Regions from separate parts of the Mus musculus genome. Here region 1 is linked to region 2. The links are chromatin loops, found by intact Hi-C in ENCODE. Cell type or tissue: heart. All regions are shown on one strand. Each heading gives the region's core, and the rest is flanking DNA. Links, peaks and the distances in the headings are about the cores only.

Region 1 (11,399 bases), core at 1,515-9,514, 120 kb after region 2:
GTCAGCTCTATGAAAAGTGGGTAGCAATCATTCTACCTTAGGGGTTGTTTTAAGACTAAAATGATGTGTCCAAAAGGATGCATGCAAGAACAATCTAGAGGGAGACTTGGGGACAGAGCCTAGAGCCCTTCCACTGAACAGACATGTAACCTTTGGCAGGTTGTTTATCCTCTGGACCTCAAGTCCATCAGTGCCCTAAAGTCATAACAGTAAAGGATTGGGCTGGGAGAATTAATACAGATACCTTAACTGATGCCTGCTACCTAGTGTCACATATGCTAGTGGTTATGATCAGCATAATTATATTTTATTATTGCTTATTAAATATTGATTACATTTAATTGATATTTATATAAAATATATGCCAAATATTAATGCTATTTGGCGTGTTAGGTCTTAAGATCCCACAAGTATTAACTGCTACTGCTGTGGTTGTAGTACCCTTAATAGAAACCTGTGTGTTGGAGCAGCAATAATTGCCAGGAGACATGAATTCCTCCTTTTCCTACTAGCTTTTAAAGGCTCCACAAGAGTTGGTGGCTTTGAAGACTGTGTGGATGCCTGCCCTTTATCATCGCCTCTCTCATTACCACTATCCTGCCATCTCCTCCTGTTGGCTCCGTTCTTTGATAAGCTCCAGTGACTGCTGGAGGGAGAGGTGAATGGTAGCACCGGCCAGCACAACCAGCTGTTGGTGGCAAAGTACAGAGAGTGACACATTTTCCTTAACAAGGAAGTATATACTGCCTGCATTCAGGGTGCCCAGCAAGATGCTTGGTGGCTGCTAGCACTCTAAGGCACAGACACAGAAGCTAAGCAAACCACTTGCCCAATGCAGATCCTCAAACCAAAAGTCGTGGTAGTCATGGTAATCATGCTGTGAAGATAAAGGCATGGAAGGGCTCTTCTCATCAAGGTGGTAGACAGGAAGTGAGCATAGATAAACCTCCAAGAAACTCCCAAATTTCCAGAACCTCCTAAAAATAGCACCACCAATTGGGGCTAGAATGTTTAAAACATGAGCTTGTGGAGGTGCTTCAGATTCAAACTGTAACCCTGTGGTTTGGATGTGGATTTTTTCCATACCCATTCTTATGCTAGGAGCTTGGTTTTCAGTGTAGTGGTGTTAGTAGGCAGTGGGACCTTTCAGAGGTTGGGGTGGGGGTCTCATAGTTTAGTGATTAGGGGTATGTCCATAGAAGGGACTGACACTGTTCTCACAGAGCAAGTGACCTGCCCCTAAATCTCTCTGGCATCTCTCTCATCACGTGATCTCATCATGTGATCTCTGCCACACACATTCTATCCTTATGCTTCCACCCACCTGAGGTCCTCACCAGATGTCTAACCAAGGCTGGTCTTGGACTTTCAGTCTTACACACTGTGGGCTTTTGTATGCTGCCCTGGCATAGACGTTTTGTTTTAGCAACAGAGAAAGGACTAAATACAGGCTTGGTATACAATTAGAACTGAGCTCCATGAATAAAGCCAAGAATCAAAGACAGAAAATCTTTGCTCACCACAGGGTCTCCACCCACAGCTAGCTGACTCCCTGAACTGTAGACAGAAAAAGATTCTCTAAGGTAAAAGAAACCAAAGCTTTGAAGTCTGTACTGTGCATGTGCATACGCATGCATGCACAAAAATTTAGCCACTTGCCAAGGCTAAGATGTGGACCTTCTAAAGTTAACAAAGCCTCCCGCAGATGCACACAAAGCTCTCATGGAAGAAAATTACTGGCAAGGATGAGCTCACAGACAAAATTCATACATTCCGGGGCTGGGGGGGGGGGGGGGAGAAGGTGTTATGAGGGCCAAAAACTGTAAACTTGGGAGTTTGCATCTAAGAAACCCCAGAACACAGAATAATCTGGGAAGAAAATTAGGTATTATTTGAGTACCTACCCCAGGCTACTACTATTATTCTAGATAAGATACCTGCACACAAACAAGTTGTTATTCTCTGGAAATACAGAAGGCAGGCACAGGTGAAATGTAGCCCATAGATCACAGCCCCCTAAACAAGCCAGGAAAAGGCTTGTCTTGGGGTTACTATTCTTGTGATGAAACACCATGACCAACTCGGAGAGGAAAGTGTTTATTTCTCTCATAGTTCCATATAACAGTTCATCATCAAAAGCAGTGAGGGCAGGAACTCAAACAGGGCAGGAACCTGGAGGCAGGAACTGATGCAGAGGCCATGGCAGGGTGCTGCTTACTGGCTTGCTCAGCATGGTTTCTTATAAAACCAGGACTATCAGCCCAGGAATGGTACCACCCACACTGGGCTGGATCTTCTCCCATCAATTACTAATTAAGAAAATATCCTACAGGTTTGCCTACAACCCGATCTTATGCGGGCATTTTCTCAGATGACTTTAACTGTGTCAAGTTGACATGAAACTATTCAGTACAATTGACCCCTTGTCGACTTAGCACACAAACTCATCACTGTAAAGCCACAAACATTGCAATATAAAGCAATATAAAGCTGGAGAGATAGCCCAGTGGTTAAGAGCACTGATTGCTCTTCTGAAGGTCCTGAGTTCAAATCTCAGCAACCACATGGTGGCTCACAACCACCCATAATGAGATCTGATGCCCTCTTCTGGAGTATCTGAAAACAGCTACAGTGTACTTACATATAATAAATAAATAAATCTTTAAAAATAAATAAATAAAACATTTTACAAACTTAAAAAGCCCCACACTCTTACAAATTCAAACACTTTAAAAAGTTAAGTCTCGGGCTGGCAAGATGGCTCAGCAGTTAAGAGCACACCAACTGCTCTTCTGAAGGTCCTGAGTTCAAATCCCAGCAACCTCATGGTGGCTCACAACCACCCATAATGAGATCTGACACCCCTTTCTGGTGTGTCTGAAGACAGCTACAGTGTACTTAATAATAAATAAATCTTTGGGTAGGGACTGAGCGAGTGGAGTTAACCAGAGTGAGCAAGGCCGACCACAGAGAGCAGAGGTCCTAAAATTCAATCCCCAACAACCACATGAAGGCTCACAACCATCTGTACAGATAGAATGTACTCACATACATAAAATAAATAAAAAAATAAATAGATAGATTGATAGATAAATAAATCTTTGAAAAAAGTTAAGTCTCTTTTAAAAAATCTAGTCTCAATTGTGAGAGGTGAAAATCAAAATTAAGCTTAATATTTTCTTACTTCAAGAGGAAAGAATCAAAGCCCAGCACAATCAAAGCAGAGCAAAACTGAATTCCAACTGTGTAAATAACTCAGTGTCCAGTGTCTGGGGTCCACTCATGATCTGGGTGCTTCCAAGGGGCTTGGGTCACTTCTCTGGCTCTGCCCTCTGTAGCACACACAGCTTGTCTTCTAGGCTTGAGCAGTCTCCACTCCACCGCTGCTACTGTTCTTGGTTCTGGCATCTCCAATTCTGGGGTGTCTGTGGCAACTGGGCTGCACTTTTACCCATAACCCCTCCTGGGCTCTCTTCATGTTACCAAGCCTCAACTTCTTCATGATCCCTTCAGTCCTGGGGTTTCAACTGCTGCTGAGGCTGCACCTTCCCCAGTGGCCTATCGCAGCCTGCCATAGTGCCTATTCTCAGCTGCTTTTCATGACCCCTTCAGACTTTAAAACCAGTACCATCTGGGTAGCTCTTCTATTACCAAGTTCAGCTGCCAGCATGAGCTACACCCCTGGCCCTCTCTGGAACACAGCTTCTGGGCGCCAGCCCCAAGGGAACACTTCCCCAAAGAGTTCCCCTCAGTGATGCTGGTCTCTTGTTAATCATAAATGACTCTTCAGCTCCAGCTGACCAGACACCAAAGACTCTTCGTACAAATTGCCCAGGAAAAAATTGGCTTTCCTCTGAGTTGTCACAAGCCAGGACTCCATCATCTGTGCTGTCCTTAGCATTCTTATCTTCCAAGCTCCTACAGAACAGTCACCAAACTTTAAACACTCAATGGCTTTTGTGACCCAAAGTTCCAAAGTGCTTCTGCAGTTCTCCCAACAACATTGGTGAGGTCTGTCACAGCAATACTCTACTATCCTGGTGACAGTGTCTTTCCTAGTTAGGGTTTCTATTGCTGTGATGAAACACAACAACCAAAGCAAGTTGGGGAAGAAAGGGTTCATTTGGTTTACATTATCACTGTCCATCATTGAAGGAGGTCTGGACAGGAACTCAGACACAACAGGAACATAGAGGCAGGAGCCCATGCAGAGGCCACAGAAGAGTGCTGCTTACTGACAGACTTGCCTGTAGCCCAATCTTTTGAGATAGTTTCTTAACTGAGGTTCCCTCTCCTCAGAAGACTTTAGCTTGTGTCTAGTTGACATAAAACTACTGAGCACACCTATGCTTTGAGAAGATCTGTCCTTTTGCCCTGCTGGGTAAAGGAAACCACTGTGCTATGGGTTGTGTGATGTAAGGCAATGCCTACAAAGTGGACAGTAGACTCACCTGAATGTCTCATTAGAGAGGTGTTTCGGAAGTGACCCCAGTGGGATTTGTCAGCGGACCCCATGTGGCTCGTGAGGGTAAGAGAGGAAGCTGGGGCTGGGTCTTTGGATAGGAGGGGCTCAGGAGTAGGGAGTCCAAAGTCTGCTTTGCCATTGGAGTTTGAGGGTGATGGGATGAAATCAGCTGCTGTAGATGTCCCAGTGCTCCTTCTGAAGGCAGTGGAGGAAGACAGTGTTCTCAAATGTTAATTTCACAGCTATCTAGGTAAGGTGGAGCCAAGAGATCTGCAGGTGTTCATAAGAAAAAATAGTTTATTGCTCACAGTTCTGAAGGGGGGGATCACAAAACATCCCATGAGGCCATATGAGGAAAAACCAGAAAGCAGAGTGGAGGGGGACAGACAAGGTGTGCAGGAGCCTTTATTGTAGTTTCTTCAGGAAAGACTGGATGAGGCATAGTAGGACAGTTACAGGTCAACTAGTGTCAGGGTATGGAGCTGTCCCCAGCTGTCTGCTATTCATCCCTGGGGTTATCATAGCAGGTGGGTAATTGCTTGGTATAAGAGGTTGATCTAGGTCTAAGAGGTTGTTAAGGTATGGTCTCTAGACTGGTTAATTTTTGTGTAAAACCTGAAGCTGAGCCTCTTAGTATTACTAAGAATGAGTTAACCCTTGGCAGAGCTGGGCAGGGTGCTCCAAGGTGAGCATAGCCACCACACATCTAGACACTGGCAAGTTAAAAGGCATGCTTAGCATACAGCCAGCCCTTCTATACAAGCGCAGGACAAGGCCTCCAGTACAAGCCAGACTGGTAGGGATTTGGCAAAGGATTCATGAGAAGCAGCCGAATGAAGGTACCCTTTGGTGATTGGAAGGTCTGTGTCATGGGCTGTGGGGGAGGATTTCTGCCCCCCCCCCCCCGTGAGTCTGAGAACCAATGCCAAAGTAAGCTGCTTTCGGATGCTTACAGCTCATGTCACCTTTGGGTGAGGCAGAACCAGCTGACTTTTCTCTGTGGGCTGGAGATGAAGGAAGTGCTACAGAAGGCAAGGAATGGGGAGTGCAGAGAGAACAAGGGTGAGCTTGCTTGTGTGTGGGCACCCCAGGGTGCTGCACAGAGGCACTTAAGCACTTTGTCATGAAGCAGGTACAGAAGAGACTGTACCTGTGAGTGGGCACAGTCAAGGGTGGGTGAAGGTATCTGCAGCCTCCACGCACCCTGTCTTGGTGCCAAGTAGAAATTCTTCTGTAGTTGTTTGCTTAGCCGTTCATTAGCCCTTAAGAAAGGGCAGCACATCTTAGTCCTAATCCAGAAGAAAGTCAAACTGACCCATCCATGTAAACCCTTCCAGATTCACCGTGCACAAATGAATACAGAGAATAAAAGTCATGATCTAGAACATCAGAGGGCAGAAGAATAAGAGGAATTCTGCCAGGTGAAGCAGGGAGATAGGTAGGAGGTAAGAGAAGGGTGAATCGGACCTTAAGAAAGAGCTGCAAGAGTGGGAAAGATGCCTCCCCCAGCTGGCTGCAGCTGGCCCCAGCTGGCCCCAGCCTACTGGCAGTATAGCTGGTAACAACTCCTCAGTAAGAGCTCCCCATACAAACACAGTCTTGCCCTGCATTCTCATCGCTGTATCAAAGTCTGTATTACATGAGTATGTCTCAGGAGACTACAAGTGTGGAAGACTGGGGGGTAGTAGAGGGGCAGGGAGTAGGGGATTTCCTGGTCGGGACTTACTGCTGAGGAGTGGCAGAAAGGAAATGGAAAAGACTGGAGTTTTTCTGGAGGAGCCGAAGGAAGCAGGGGCAGTGCATGCCATCCCTGTGGTTGGGTGCATGCTGTCATCTCAGTCACAGTGAAAATGTCACATAACAGGTCCAGAAGACATGGCAGGTTTGGTAATACAGACTACTCACACATCTGCTGTGTACCCTCCTGTGCTGGTGAACATCTGTGTGCCAACTCAATAAGAACCCATGAAAGATATGTGTGTGTGTGTGTGTCTCTATTCTTCAAACTGTGTTTCCTAGGTATCAGGGCTATCTTCATAAACAAGGCAGACACAGCCCTGCCCTCACAAACCATCAAGGCAAGGAAAGAAAACCACACTTAATATTTACATCCCAAAGCACTCTAGAGTATGTAGATTTCAGTATGCCTTAACATTCCAGGGATGTGCTTTCTTCAAGATCAGCTGCAAGCTTCCTCCTGGGGGAGGCAGCAGTGTTCAACAGAGTGATCCAGGTTTGCCTGGGAAAAAAACCCAGAAAATCCAAAAGCTTTCCCAGGGACCCAGGGAGATGGTTCAGTGGGTGAAGCTTGAGCCACTCAAGTGTAAGGATCTAGAGTTCGGCTCCCTACCACCCATGTAAATGCAGGTGTGGTGGCCTTCCTGTAATCCCAGCGTGGGAAGGTGAGGGAGGTGGTAGGAACAAAGAAGATCTTCAAAGCAAGCTGGCTAGATGGACTAAATGAATCCTCAAGCTCTGGCTTCACGCAAGAGAATATATAAATGGAAAGCAACCACAAAAGGTCCCTAAAGTCAACCTTAGAACTTTGTAGGCATGTGCACTTGAACATATACCCATATATATACATACATGCATATACCACAAACACACATGAAGTGTTCTGGGGCTGCAGGTGAGTCCTGAGGTCAGAGAAGCAGTCCTGTGTCAAGAAAAAGAGCAGTCCTCTTGCATGTGGCATAGGGACCCAGTGCCCTTTAGGACAGGGCATAAAGGATGTGCTAAGGTGCCCTCGGTTGGCTGAGTCCAACCCCATTCACAAAACAGGATCTGAAGCTCTATATTGAGAAACAGATGTTTCACTGAAGGGTGAGTGCCAACAGCCAGGTCACTTCCACTGCTGACACAGGCGTCACCTTGGTTGTCTCAGATATCCAGCATCAGCGGTATTTCCACAAGTGCTTGCAGGCGGAGACAGGAGTTTGGGCTCCGGTCTAACCACCTTACCTGCACTACAGAGCTATAAACACATGTGACTCATTCTGGAAACTCCCGTCCTGGCTGTGTTCCCGCTGCCTGCACTGGGTTACCTGCCTTGCTTACCTGACAACCCCATCAGCAGCTACAGGTGTCTTGTTCGCAGACGTTTCTGTTCCTGGCTTGTTTCTATACCCCTGCAGGGGAGCAATAGAGGTGGCTTTCTTGCACTCCGCCAAGACTCTTCATCAGGTACCTGCTGGAAACTACCCTCAGCTTGGGTTCACCCACCATGAATGCCCTGTGTAGAGACATGTACCAGATGTGTGAAGATGGTGAATTATTAACCACACCTTGTCGAGCTGGAATTTCATCCTGACGAGAGAGCTTTGCAACCATCACAATCATTAGAAGCACGGGAGATGACGCTGAGAGAGGGGAAGCTAGATGGGAAATAACAGGAAACAACAAAGGAAAGGGATTAGGCCAGTTCTCCAGGTGAGAAAGGACTCTTGTGATGGTGGGAAGAAGGGGGGAGGAGGTGGCACCTACTGTGCTCAGCAGCTGTAGAAGGAACTAGCACAAGGGAGGGAGTGAACAGAGAGCCTTAGAAACAAGTGCCTGTGTTTAAATGTTTCCAGAGAAATACTATAAAAACATATAAATGGCCTCAAGCTACATAGGTCCAGTTAAAAATGCTAACAATTTCATTATCTATAAAGACAGCAAATGGTCTTAATTTGTACATGTCACTAAAACCATTTTAAGCAGACTCATATAGATTTTTATAATTTGTTGAAATTGTGGTTTTGTGGGGCAGGTTGTTTGTTTGTTTGTTTGTTGTTTTTGAAATGGAGTCTTGCTATATTGCCCAAGCTGGCCTCAGACTCCTGAGCTCAAGCAGTCCTCCTGCGTAGCTGAGGCAGCAGGTGTGCATCACTACACAGCTGAAGGCTGCTCTTTGGAAGCCACACTAAGCACTTACATCCCCAAGTGACGTTGATCTTCCCAGGGACCCCTAAAGTTGTCACTGTGGTAGCTTCCCAAGCAGATAGAGGAACTGAGGCACAGAGATACCCCCATGGCTTCCCAGAGGTCCTTTGGCTGCTAGCTCAGCTCAATCCCATGCTGCGGTGCTCCTAGGCCCGGAATGTGCATGGGCCACCAAAGGTAGCATACACTTGGTGCAGAACTTAGTTCTCATCCTGGAAGATTCCATGAGCCCTCTAACAATGACAACAACATTTCTTCAAGTCATAAGGGCATTGCTACCTATCCTAATAGGAGCACAGTGAAAGTCTGTTAAATGGATTACTTGTGCTGCTTGCTGCTTAAATATGAGTTTAAAAGATGTGTGAGTTCATAGATCGGTTTGCTTTTCTTTCCCAAGCGTGAGAAGCACAACATGATCCTCCATCAAAAACAATTTTATTTTAAAATATCACATTATACAAAGAGATTCAATCACAGATAAAACAAGGTTGTAGGGTTCTCAGAACACACGGGACTCATCTGTATTAACAATTACTCACAGGGGGAACGGGTCTCCCTCACAGGAAAAGGGAAAAGATGAGTCACAGATGCTACAGTCTCTGGGAACATGAATAGGTACACAACAATCCATTCACAAGCTTCAGTGAGCAGTTTGCAACTGATTCGTGGGCATATTGGCTCATGCCTTCAATCCCAGCATGCAGAAGACTGAGGCAGATGGAGGTCTGTGAGTTCAAGGCCAAGCTGGCCTACACAGAGTATTCAAGACAGCCAGGGCTACACAAGGAAACCCTGCTTCAAAAGAAAAAGAAAGAAAGAAAAGGGAAAAGAAAAGGCTGTAAAATTCTTAGCAAAAAAGAAAAGAAAAGAAAAGAAAAGAAAAGAAAAGAAAAGAAAAGAAAAGAAAAGAAAAGAAAAGAAATCCTTCTTATCTTGGGGCTCAGTGGCTAAGAGCACTGACTGCTCTTCCAGAGGATCCACGTGGCAGCTCACAGCTGTCTGTAACTCCAGGATCTGACACTCCCACACAGACATATAGGTAGGCAAAATACCAACGTACATGAAATAAAAATAAATTATTAAAAAGATCCTACATTACCTAGATAATAATGAAGCATCATGTAATACTAACAAAGGCACATGTATGCCGGTGGGGAGGGGTTCACCTTCCTCAGAGCCGTAGCCTCTTCTGTTGTTCTGACTCAAGTCTACTATCTTCCCCCAAACCTATGCTCACAGAAGCATCCCCAATTAAATGCAACAGGACATGTTTGTGCACTCATCCCCACATGCACACACAGAGAGAGAGAAGAAAGTAGGAAAGAGCATGTAATGGGGAGGAAATATGATCAAAGTGTATATATGCAAGTTTATGTAATTATGAGAGAAGTAATTAAGAACACAGACCTAGAAGTTCAAATGGCAGTGCCCATTTCAATCATGAAAGTTGAATGAGCAGTTGAAAGTAAGCTGGAAATGTCTCAGCTGCTGTTCGGAGCCTGCTGATCACACGAGATGTTGGGAGCCCTTGGGTAAGAAGAGTCTTCATTTCAGCTTCTGAGTACAGAGTTCTGTACAATGCCATGAATCCCATTGCTTACACATGTGCCTTTAAGCAGAGGTATCGAGAGGTCTGAGACATAGGGAAGTATGGCTCTCTGACACCATGCAAGCCCTACCAGGGTAGTGAGCTCCTGTCGTCCCCAGGACAAGGACATGTTCCACAAATCCATCTCACTGCCCTACCACAGCAGCTGGGGCTATGGAAGGCCAGCTTGGAAGCCACTACAGCCTGTAAACCAGGCAGAGGGCAGACAGGGTGAGCATGTGTTAGAGTCTGAGCTGTTGGTGCCTGGCTCAAGTCAGGTGTCAGATGCTAAATGACTGCTGCACAGGCAGCTGGTCAGAGTCCATACAGATGGATAGAAGGAGATGTAGGGGACCTGTGAAACCAGTACTAAAAAGGTGGCAGTTTGATCTCCCTCAGGCATTGGAACTGGCTAACTCCAATCAGGATAAGTTTCCGAGGGAGCTGGGAGAGGTGTTCACAGTGGTGATGAGGCATCTGCTAGGTATGAGGACAAATCAGGGCAGGCAGGAGACTCCCACATGACAAGTAGATACTGTATCCAAGGTATCTGTCTGCCACCCTGATGGGCGTAGGATTAGAGCCTAGGTCAGAAGATGGTCCCTTGGAACAGCTGTTTGGCCCATCCCCAGCAAGCTGTAAACAGAGGTGCCAGTAAAGTTCTAGTTAGGTGCAGAAGTGGCAAATTCATCTCTTCTGCCTCTTTCCCTCCTTACCCCACCCCCACCCCCTTTCCTGGTAATTAAATCTAGAACCCTGTGCATGCTAAGGGAGCTCTCAACCACTGAGGAGTTCATCCCAGCTCCTTTATATTTTATAGTTTTAGATGAGGTCTTGCCAAATGATCCATCCTGGCCAGGAACTCACTATTCTAATCCGACCTAGCCTCCAGCTTGCTATCACCCTGCCTTGGCCTGGCAAGCGCTGAGATTATAGGTCTGCACCACTTTGTCTGTCAGAGTACCACATTTTCTGTATCACTTGCAAATGGTGTCAAATCAGTTCCCTGTACAGCTTTGCCCCTTTCATGCCCTGTGTACCTTCTGATTTCTATGGCTTGATAATCACTTCCACAGGAGGAAGAGTGAGAAAGTGGAGAATATTAACTGGGGTTTGTGGGTGGATGAGCACCAGCTGCATGCAATATAATGTTACAGATTATAGGTGTGTCTGTATGGGAGCTAAATCTCAGGTCTTTATCTGCTAAAGGCATGAACAGAGTAACATTTAGGGTCATGTCAATCCCTATGTATGCAGGGTTGGTCCACTGTAAAAAGGCTAATGTCAAAGACTTCGTGTGCCCTGCCTGAGCCTGCAGCACTCTGAGAATGCTGTGCACAGTGTGGCTGAGACTGTAGCACTATGAGGATGCTGGACACCAAGTGGCCTGAGCCTGTAGCAAGCACTATGAGGATGCTA
Region 2 (11,399 bases), core at 1,260-9,259:
TGCCTCTGCCTCCTCCTGAGTGCTGGGACTAAAGTGTGTGCCACTATGCCCAGCTAACTTTATTAGTTCTTGTATTTGTTATGCATACCCCAGGCTTTTCATCATAGAATTTACAATTCCTTCAGAGTTATGATTGTAGTAATGATGATGTTGGCACCACCTTTATTTTGTGCAGCTTTTTGTAGTTTCTCTTACATGAATTATTCCCTTTGCTCAATAATAGTAACCCAAGGCCAATTTTAACATACCAATATCACCGATTACAGAAAATGAACACACATTTGAATGGATTCTCATAGGAGACAGGTATTCAACAAACTTCCGTATCTCTGTTCTAGCATTCTGTGTTTGATGCTGAGCAGAGCTGTCAGTGTCTTCTTGAGAGGATGAATCAAATAGGTCCCTTTCCCAGAATAGCAGGTTTGGGGTTCTGAAGATGGGTGGGTCTGGACTTGGCTCCTGTGGCCCCCTTTTCTCATTTTCTATGCTGCAGCCCAAAGTTTCTCCTGCTTCTGAGATTTTAATAAATATTTTTTTAATTAAAAAAGCAACCTCATGTATGTTGTTCTTAATAGTTAACACAACTCAACCTGTATTGTTCTACATGACTATAGCTGGCTGCTAACACTCATTGCCTCCTTGAATAATCTCTAGAATTTGGTCAGGAAACAACGCCAGCTAACCTTCCCAAGCCTTTCTTTTTTTCCCAGTAGTTGTAGTTTAAATTGTTCACTCATCTCCTGTTCTCATGAATTTGCAAAGAGTTCTGACCTTTGTCTCGGAAGCTGTTTAATATCCTGACAAGTAATTTGTATCCTTTTTCTTGAAGTTATTTAAAATGACTTCAGTACAATGTAATTAAGACTAAAACTAATTTATACTATCATTGCAATGGTAATATTTTATTAAAAGAAGTCCACAGTGTTATCCTAAAGTAATAACTAGTTTCCACTTTTGAAATGCTTAACACTTATGCATATTTTTTACTCTTCCAGAGTGTTTATTTAATAGAATCTGCCATTATTCTGTATCATCTCAAAAGTATTTGCCAGTCCTTAGAAACACTGTATTTTTATGCGTGCATCTCTCTCTCTCTCTCTCTCACACACACACACACACACACACACACACACACACACACACATGCAGATACCTATGAAGGCCAGAAGAGAGCATCAGATCCATTGGAGTGGAAGTTATAAATGGTTCTGAGCAGCCTGGCATGGGTGCTGGGAACTGAACTCAGTCCTCTGCAAGAGCCGTAAGAGCTCTTAACTAACCAGCCATCTCTCCAGCCATTTAGACACATTTTAAACTTCATATTCTTGCTGATGTGGTAAAATTTCTTGGGTTATCTTTCTAGTATGATTTTGTCATCCCAGTAGTGACTTTTGTATGGTATATATAACACAATGGCATACATTATTATGCAAATTTCTTTTTTAAAAAATTAGCTATAGTAGATAATAGCATGTCTAGTCTATAGTATAAGCAGTGCATGCCTGTAGTCCTAGCATTCAGGCAGAGGCAGACAAATGTCTGTGAGTGTGAGGATAGCTTGGTCTACATAGGAAGCTTCAGGTCAGCCAGAGCCACACAGTTAGATGCTGCTCACAACAAAACAAACAAAGAAATAAACAAAAAACTATAGTATAAGTCAGACTGCTTGCTCTCTCTGCTCCTCAGTTCCACCATGGTTGCCAAATTGTATGTATCCTTCCAAAAACATTCCATTTTCAATCATATATTTACCTCTTGTTTATATCAGAGTTGAATGCACACCAATATATATAAAGCCCTCGTTCTCTTTTATGTCTGTATAGTATTTCTGTTGTATGATTGGGACATACTTTGTTTAACTAGTCACCTGCTAAAAAGGCATTGGGATCATTGTTAGACTTTACTGTTTTATATATGTATTTGTGCAGTAAATAATGATATCTTTACATACAGAAACATTTGCACACATTTGAGGTGTTGTAAGAAGCAAAGGTTTAAGCCCCCTGTTGTGCCTTGAGTATTCTGTATAGAGAACTTAGCAATGTATATGCTCAGAAATAGTTTGTGTGGTCCTGTTCCTGACACCTTCCATAGTTTGGAGAGTTGCCATCCATTAAAATGTTTGCTAGTCTGATGAGTAGAAAATAAAATTTGACTACTGCTGCAGTATTTGCACTTGAAATGGTCTGCGGCTTCACCATCTTTGTGCAGGTTTTTATATTTGCCTTCCTTGGGATGGTCTCCCATCTCTTTGTCTTCCTGTGCATGCAAGGTCCAGGATTACTTCCACCCTGACTGAGAGCAGCACTATGGCCCTTAGACTGCCCTGCCCTGCCCTGCCCTGCCCTGGGTAATTACCTGAGCCTCTGATTCTTCTTGCACTATTTGGTTGTACACACAGCTTGGGTTTGGATGGAGTCAAGCGACATAGTCTTTCCTGTAAATGGAATTATAAATTTTAGATAGCTGTATAAAAGACATGCAATCCAGGTATTTTCTTTACAAGTTAAAAGCCTAGATTGGGCAGATTTGGGAGCTCTAATAACTTACATCCCAACCATATGTCTCTTGTTATTTGCGGTTTCTTGTGGCCATTGGTCCATCTCTTCTCATGTCCCCCCCTCTTCTTTTTCCTCCTCTTCTTCCTTCATCTCTCTCTTCCTCTCTCCTTCTCTCCCTCTCCCTCTCCTTTCTTCTTCTCCTGTCTCTAGCTGTGGGACCCCAGCCAGGTAACTGAAAACCTGACTACCCCATCTTAGGCTTTGGCCTTTTATTGATCAATTAATTTGGAGAGCAAAGTTACATAGCATCACTTGGTGCATATGAAGGTCTCCTCATTGGGTGCAACCAGCTTTTGGGAGCCGGTATTCAGCATTTGCATACATCGGGGCACCAGACCAACCCCAACACTTTCCTTCTATGGCCTCCAGGTCTTCTGTTGTTATGTTTATGATTTCCATAGTCCTGGATGACTGGGGGAAATCCCATGTTTTCTTCTAATAATCTTTTTGATCTCATTTCCTCTTCAGTTTGGCATTGCAATTCTGTTTTGTTTTTATGGTGCTATTTTCTAGAAATGCTAAGACAGGGGTAGAAACCACATTTTTATGTAGACTTGGACTTGCTTATCACCTTTAATTCAGCAATGCAAAGGCCAGAGCTGAGAAGCTGTGGAGAGGCCTGACCCCTCCCTCAGGGAACACAACACTCTCCAGGGCTGTAAGACCTTTCCCCTTCCGTCATCTTGTTCTGCATAGTATGTGATGGTGTTATTGTTGGAAGACACTTCAAGCTCTTCTTCTGTCATTAGCAGTTTTTGCAAGTAGTGATTCATATTGGCTTTTAATCCAAGCTAGAGCTGAGTCAAAAAAAAAAAAAAAAAAAAAAGCCATTCCAAGCCATTCCATTTAAAAGCACACTGGATTTTCTGAATGTTGTTCCTGGCATTACCAGTGGTTGGCATACCAGAGCCACTGTGGGTATCTCTACCCATCTTCACATTAAGTAACATAATGTTGGTAGCTCAAAATGGGTCACCCAGAGGTGTTTACACCATGGAAACTGGAAAACATCACATAGCAGGGATTGCCATGTTTTTTCTTCAGTTAAGCATTTGTCAAGGTAATAAGTATAAGCCCCCCTCCGTCCCCCAGGCTTTCCGTCTTTCCCTCCTCTTTACATACACATATTCTGAACATGGCATTGTGCTGTGTGCATGCTGGGGATATAACGATAGGTGAAAATAGCTCAACTTTAACAGGCCTGGCAGACTGATGGAGGAAGCACCTAACTGTTCAAGTCATAGTCTTTGCATTTCAAACTGAGACAAGTCTATGGAGAGAAAGGGGAATGGAAGGCTAGAACAAAGAAACCTGACAAAATGGGCTGGTGTATCTGAGATGGGCTGAGGGTTGTGAATGCTGAGAGAGGCAAGAGAGAATAGCATGTGTTTCCCAGAGGGCAGACAGCATGTGCAAGTGTCCTGTGGCATGTAGGCACTTGAGGCTGCTCATCACTGGTATGGGAATAGGACAAGGGTCAGGGCCACACAACCCATATTAACAGTTTCTGTAATTCTAGAGTAAGGGGAAAACCATCAATGTACTGAGCAGAGTCGGGGATACGAAGGGCTAAGAGTTCATGTTTTTGAAAAGTTCTCTCTCACCGCGCCATCAGGGTTTGATGATGGGATGTGCAGAGTGGACTGGGTTGTGCCAGCTAAGCCTGAAGAAGACAGTTGACCAGGGAGGTGATGACATCGGTATGAGAGAAAGACAAACAGACAGGAAGGTAGAGTGAGGAGGGCCTAGGTCCAAACATTACAGCTGCTATGAACTCTCAGTGAGGAAGGCAGCCTTTGGGGGTGTCTGGGAGGCCTGGTTTCTGTGTGCTACTGAAAGGTGGCCCATAGAAGGATGGGTCTGAGAGAGGGCAGTGGGTCATTACACTGGAGCTCTGCAGAGTCCTAGCCTGACAGTGAGCAGCCCGCAGTAGGACAGAAGGATCTGACCCCCTTCCCAGGGCAAGGATAGGAAATGCAGGTTCTTGGGAGCATTCCGACATTTCATTTGCTCTCAAGCTAAAGATGAAAGGGTACTAATTAAATTTCTACAAAGCTGAAAGAGCACATCTGGCAAACCTTAGGGGTAGAATGTATTTCCACTGCCCACTTTCCCTGTACCCTTAGGCTACACAGAGGCCGCTTGGCTGTAGGATGTCATGTCAGTAGGAACTTCACGTCCAGAGTCTTTAGTTAATAGAAAATGGAACTGAGGGGTAACTGACATGTCCAATTCTTGTCACCCACTGCCTTTTGTGACCTAGCAGATGCCCCTAAGCACATGTTTGGATTGCTGTGACATCAAAGTGTACTGTTCTATGGCTCTGTGGGCATAGGCTTTTGCCTCTGGGCAAATATCTCTAACCTCTGCCCCCTTGGCGTTTGTAGAACCCCCACCCTCCAACTGGCATCATCTTCCTACCTTTGAAACTGTAGACCCAGAGACACTAAAATATAAACCTGTGATGTGGTTCTCCTGCTTGCAGTCTTTTGGGGCTCCCTGTCATTGCTACATAAACTATGTGGCTTTGACCTCAACTCTACCCACCAGACCACTCCTCCTTGCTACCTCTCTTGTAGTAGTGCACCTCTCAAGCTCTCAGCTGGCCCCTCTTTCTCCTCAACATTTTACTTAAGCTGTTCCATTAATGTAGAACACCATTTCCCTTCATTCTTCCACCCACTGGTTCCTGTCCATCCTTCAAGTCAGCTCAGCCATCATCTGACTGACACTGCCCAGTGATGGTGACAGACACGCAGGATGCAGCATGCTGTTTGCCTCCCCACCAGAGATCTTTGACCCACAAGCTCTTACTGCACACATCTGAACCCCTTGAACATGGCCTACTGACATGAAGGAGTGTTTCAGTTGGTGAATGTGGTTGGCACAGTCAGTGCTCCAGCTTGGAACCAACTTATCTAGATTATTCTTTCCAGCTTCCTCATTGTCAGGGTGGGGCACCTGTTGCCTTACCTCTAGGTAGTGAGAGGACAGAACACTTGGAAAGCATTGCCCCACCCGTCCACCTAGCAAACAGGAGGTACCTGGTTGGCAGGGTGAGGACTGCTTGGTAGGAGAAGACCTGAGAAGGAGGAGGTAATAGACCATACCTGGAAGGGTAATTTATCTCATTGGTGCATAGAGGTGGAGGACATCTCTCCCTGGAGAGTTGAGTGTGCCCTGTACACAGGAATCCTGCACCTAGAATGGTGTGAGCAGCCAGGCTACCAAAGATCCTCTTGCAGTTGGCTGGCTGGTAGAGTTCTAATCTGAGAACTAAACAGGGCCTGAGGCTCACAGGATGTATGTAGATCAGAGGAGGGAGACAGGTGAGTGAATTGCCATGTGGCAGAGAGTGACTTCAGCACACTCTAATATCTGACTGAGCTGCATTGGGAGACAGTCCAGTTCAAGGATGGAAGTTAAGAGAGGTGTCCATGGTGACAGCAGCCCACTGCAGGGCTAGGCAGGAAGCAGGACACTTTCACCTTGGAGTCCTACCCTGGGCATTTTTTTCAAAGCCATTGGCTTTGGCCACAGTAATGGTTGACTTCTAGGCTGGCGGGAGTTAGTCATCTTGTTCTTTTCTTTGCTCGTCTGACTCAAGACTGGCCATTCTCAGTGGCATACCTTACTTTGCATAAATGGCCAGAGACGACCAGGCCCTGTGCTTCTGTGAAGGGTGGCGGTTATGGAACCAATAAGAGTAGGCTTCCCCTGGACTCCATCACTGCTGTGCAAGACTCTCTAGCCTGAACAGTATCATATTCCATCAGACCTCTCATGACACTTGGTCTATAAGCAACAGAACAGCATTGCAAATCATGCTAACAAACCGAAAAGGAGTTTGTTGTCGAGATGCACCGTCGTGAGTGGGGTGGGCTCCGAGATAGCCAAGTCATGCTTTCTCAGCCTTTCAGAAACCCTGGCATCACCATTTCTGTCGTGCCCCACATCCTTGTCCTCATTGTCCTCTTGTAAACCATGGTTACTCTCATCCTTGTTTTCAAATATTGGCTCCTTTACCCTCCATGCCAACCCCAGCCTGGAGTGGAGGATGGCAGGTTCCAGACCAGGCATGCAGTTACCTGAGCTGAGGATCTCCCTGGGACAGTGACTGGGTGTGGGACCTGTTCTTCTCTGGCTGGGGTGAAGGATTAGAGGCAGAGCTGTTTGGTAATTAATGGCGAATGACTGAGTATTGCTGATTTAGTTGATAAATGCTTTGGTAGGTATCCCTTTCCTTCTCAGACACCCAACCTGTCACTCACCTGGCCATTCAAACTGATGGTGCCAATGGCAAGGACCTTCTGAGACCTTTTTTGGAATAATTAAAAATGATCTTCAGTGTTAATTGCACATCACCCAAGGAGCTTGGAAAGTGCCCCCAGATGTCAGAAACTGGAAACGCTTTTTGCAAATTCTCACTTCCACCTCTGCCACCATATGGGCACCAGCTCCATAATTTGCAGAGCCCTTGTACAGAGTGAAAGTGCATTCAGGGTAGTAAAATACCTGGACAGTAGTGACTGGAGAGCAGGAGGCCAAGTGTGGATACTTCTGAGAGTTGCTTCTAGTGGCCCTAGGCTGTCACTGTTGAGTAAAACACACACACACACACACACACACACACACACACACACACACACACAGATGCCCCTGCTGTAGAGCTAAGCAAGCCCTGTACCCTGATCTTTTCCTGGGTCTGTATGTCTTGATTTATTTTTGTTGTTGTTGTTGTTGTTGTTGTTTTACTTATTTATTCATATTCATTCTCTACCCCACCCCCAATCCTTTGTTGTATTTCACACCTTTTTCTACATTTCTTTTGGTAAGGAGCCAAACTCATTTTGGGAGAGGTCCCCCACTTCTGCCAAGAAGCAGCATCACGCAGCCCTAGCAGGTATATTCCAGGTCTTTTGTGGGTGGAGCTGTGTTGTACAACATGGAGGAGCTAGGGATCTGCTCACACGGGAGAGGGCAGTCAGGCAGTTCGCTTATCTGGACTGGAAACCAAAGCGCTGAGTCACAGGGATGTGTGGCAGAGAATGTTAAGTCATAGCCGTGCTAGGGAAGTGTTTATCAGACTTTTATGTCTGAACTGGAGAAAAGCAGAGTCATCCCTTTGTATGATCCTACTAGCTGGCAGTCATACTTCTTGGTGTCGTGTTTAGAATAAGAAAAGCAGAGGATGTCAGAGAGGCTCCCGAGGTCATGCTGAATTATGGTTTACGCTTTCGGGCCTCGTAATTTTGTACTTCATAGAGTTTCCTCCCAGATTAGATTAGAAGCTGCCTCTCTGTGTTTAAAAGACACATAACACATTGAGCAGCCTTGACTGTCACATACCGAGGACGTCCCCCGTGGCAACTGTGTATATGTACATAGTGTCTAAAGTGAACACACAGTGGTTATCCCAGGATTTTTTTTTAAGTTTTCGTTTTTTAAATGTTGGTAACATACATCCCGAAATTGACCATCCTTAAGTACGTTGAGTGTGTTAAGTATGTGGCACTATGTTTAATCACATACTCCTGTAGCCTTACCGGGTCTGTTTCTTTCATCTTAGCTATAGCTTAGTCCCTATTTAAACAGTCTTCCCCATCCTTCAGCCCCCATCCCCAGATCCCAATGGTCACTGTCCTACTTTCTTTTTCTATGATTCTTACCACTCTAGGTATTTCATGTAAATGGAAATTAATATCTATCCCCTTGCAACTGTCAAATGCTGCTTGCAGGTGTCTCCAAGGTTCATCTGTGTTCTAGCATTTGTCACAATCTTTCTTGAGGTGGATTCTGCTATATTTATGAGTATACCCTTTTATGCTTAGACTTTCATCCATGACTGACACCTGAGTTGTCCCCTCCCCTTATAACGAAAACGACGTGGCTGTGAACGTAATGGTATTTCTTGAAGATACCTAATGCAGCTCCTCTCATTTCCCCTGTTAGAGCCAATTTTCTGGTCCTATGCAGGCCTTCTCTGGTCTTTGTCTCTGTATTATCACCATGGGCACGTGATGTAGATGATGATATGGACCCAGAGAGGGAATTTGTGCAGAGGTAGCTACATCTGTAATCTGTGCAGATCAAGAAACAATGTGGGTCTGAAACTGAGGGTTAGAGAGGTACAGAGGTGGGCAGAGCTGGGAGGGTGAGTATGGTGCCCAGGTAAGAGAACAGATTGAAGCGTAGGAGCCCAGAAGAGGTCCAGAGGCTCAAGAAAGCAGGAAGGCCCTGGCAGGGTGTACCTCATCAGCTACCCAGGAGGTGGATTTGTGTTTGAATAAGTAGAAGATGAAGATGGAACTTCCTCTGCCAAGGAGCTGGTGGTAGCTGAGTGGGGACATGCACAGATGCAGCCTGGATGCAGACATGGGACTCCACCCACCTTGGCCCTGGAATTTGTCCTTAAGTTAGAGTTCAGCTCCCTCTCCCACAGTAAACAATGAGTCTCTGAAATTTGTAAGCAGGAAAAAGACAGAAGAGCGTGATTTTATAACATGGGGAGACCCAGAGGAGAGAAGCCAGCCTCATCCTAGCCTCAGGCTCCTGTCTACCCCAGGATTCTGACCACAGCCCCCTTGATGCTGTCCCTGTCACACATGCATAGCACTCTCTACCTTTTGAAACCCGCTCAGCAAGCTCCTGTCTTATAATATGGCCAAGTCCTTGCCTGCATGTTGTTTCTTCCTTGTGCATGCATGCAGCACTGGGAGATGGCCCTGTGGTACAGTGTACCCTGTGGCCACTGCATGGTCTGTGCTGCTGCAGATGACTGTCAGGCTAGCTAAATGACAGATCTCACAGGACTGCTAAGAGGCTCCAGTTGGCCTCCCTGGGTTAGCTCATATAGCTGCTATAACAAACAGCAGAGACCAGGCATCTTAAAGCAGGGGCCATGCATTTCCTCAGTTGTGCCTGCTGAAATATACTCAGATGGAGGCAAAATGGGCATGATTTCTCCTGATGCACATCTCCACTTGCAAGTGGTTGCCCTCCTTGGCTTCTCCTCACCATCTAACTCCTGTGTGTGTCCCTGTCCTCATCTCTCCCTCTTTTTCTGTACTGGGATAGAACATATAGCCTCCAGCATACCAAGCCTGTACCCTACCACTGAGTCACCTCCTCCAGCACCTCCTCTTGAAAAGGCACCAGTCTAACTGGGTTAGGGCACACCTACAGGGCTATGGCTTAAACATAGGCACAGGGGATACAGTTTGCAACACAACCATGGAGTACCAGCATAACCCTGAATAGAGCAGCCCTGAATGGATCAGATGGGCAGTGTGGGTGTTTCTTGAAACCCTAGGCCTGTTACTTACTGGATGGAACCGTCTTGGGGGCCTGTGATCTTATCTTCTCTTTAGCCCCTAATCTCTGCACTGGTGCCCACATTGTAACTGAGTAGCTCTTGCTGCTGGCTGGACTTACACAGTCCCTGGCTGACTTTCCTGCTTCTGTCCCTACCCAAACCTGGGTCCTGGCTGCCAATCTGTTTCCAAGACAATAATATGTCTTTGCAACCCAGAATCTACCCCTCCATGCTATCCCCTCATTTCCTTCAGTTCCTCCTGCTTCCGTACTCCAACACTCCCATCCTCTGTCCTGCTGCACTGGCCAATGTGTGGGACCTCAGCTCTTGGACATGCTGCATGGCACCAGTAATGAAGTCAGTGAGGGAAATGGCTCCCTCCCTTCTGAGTGAGGTCACATGATTTAATTCTAGCATAATCCACATACAGGCTACCTCAAACCCCAAATTCATGGAGCTGTTTATCTTAAGAAGCCACTGGATATTTGAAGCTATGCCAGGCTGGGGTCTGAATGGTGTTGTCACTGAGAGCTGATGAATTTCAGAACTTGGTGCGATAGTGCCTTTTCATGGAATGAACAGGTCCCTGAGTCGGGAGAGTATGTCCAGAGCACTTAGGCTTACTAGAAAGGTCTGAGAAATTCCCGAGGCATCTGTGGTTTAAAGATGCTCCCTGGATGATTAACTCTGTGTGGGATCGGTCCCCCCAGAGACATTTATTCTCTTTATTTGGTTGTCATGCCTAGGTGTGTCCGGAGTGGGGGGCATGGCTGCTATTGGCATCCAGCTGGTAGAGGCCAAGACTGCTGCTCATCCTGTAGAACTGGGTCCAGTCCTGGTACTCCTACTGTAGAAAGTCTGGCTTCTGCTGATAGTAGTGTGGATGAGTATTTCCTGGCCACACCCAGCAGATGCCTATGCTGTGGAGAGTCAGCTCTGTGACCCGGGCTCCTCTGCTGTACAGGTGAGAATCTGGGGAAGAAAGAGGGTCACCCTGTCCTGTGTGGCTCAGGGCAGTCATTGCTTCCAGTTTCCTGGTGGTAGTAAAGGTTAGCCATGCTTGCAACCTGCAACATACGTGGGAACCCAGACTCTACATGTTTCTGCACAAATGGATGTTACCAGCGACCAAGACACATGCTCTCTTTTTTTCTTTTCTGTAGTGCATGAGGGATTGAGTATCAACCCCAGGGCCTCATGCATGAGAAGTGCTCACCACCCAGTTTTATCTCCAGTCTCCCAGCTCCTCTCTTTTCTTTCTACTTCTTTTTTAAATAATGTTTTTGAAATTATAATTACATCATTTTCCCCTTTCCTTCCATCTCTCATCCTTCCATTTGCTCTCTCTTTCTCTTTCATAAATATATAAGTACAACCAGATTAGCCAGTAGTATACTGTTACTCATATGTGTGTGTGTATGTATGTATGTATGTATGTATGTATGTATATGTTAGCCTCTCTCTTTCCATGCTAGCCTGCCTGCCTTTGGTGTCTTCCTTGTTCAGTTCCTGCTTAAGCAGCC

Evidence for each region. A loop is a pair of places that touch in the nucleus more often than their neighbours do. Peaks named below come from ENCODE experiments on the same cell type or tissue, not always from the same donor. Only the 100,000 strongest peaks of a DNase experiment are listed, where the experiment ranks them.
Region 1: it touches region 2 in a loop (1.9-fold over the local background); 2 of 42 quality-filtered maps call a loop at or near these places.

The regions. Positions count from the first base shown.
Region 1 is chr13:34,209,152-34,220,550 of GRCm38, reverse strand. All of the region lies in intron 4 of Slc22a23 (solute carrier family 22, member 23), which reads left to right. Among named protein-coding and RNA genes, the nearest start is that of Gm52037, 17 kb to the right of the region's middle. In heart, for the core only: no CTCF peak of the experiment used is centred there; no DNase peak of the experiment used is centred there.
Region 2 is chr13:34,329,153-34,340,551 of GRCm38, reverse strand. The region is part of intron 1 of Slc22a23 (solute carrier family 22, member 23); the gene reads left to right. Among named protein-coding and RNA genes, the nearest start is that of Slc22a23, 10 kb to the left of the region's middle. In heart, for the core only: no CTCF peak of the experiment used is centred there; no DNase peak of the experiment used is centred there; H3K27ac peaks cover 2,696 bases.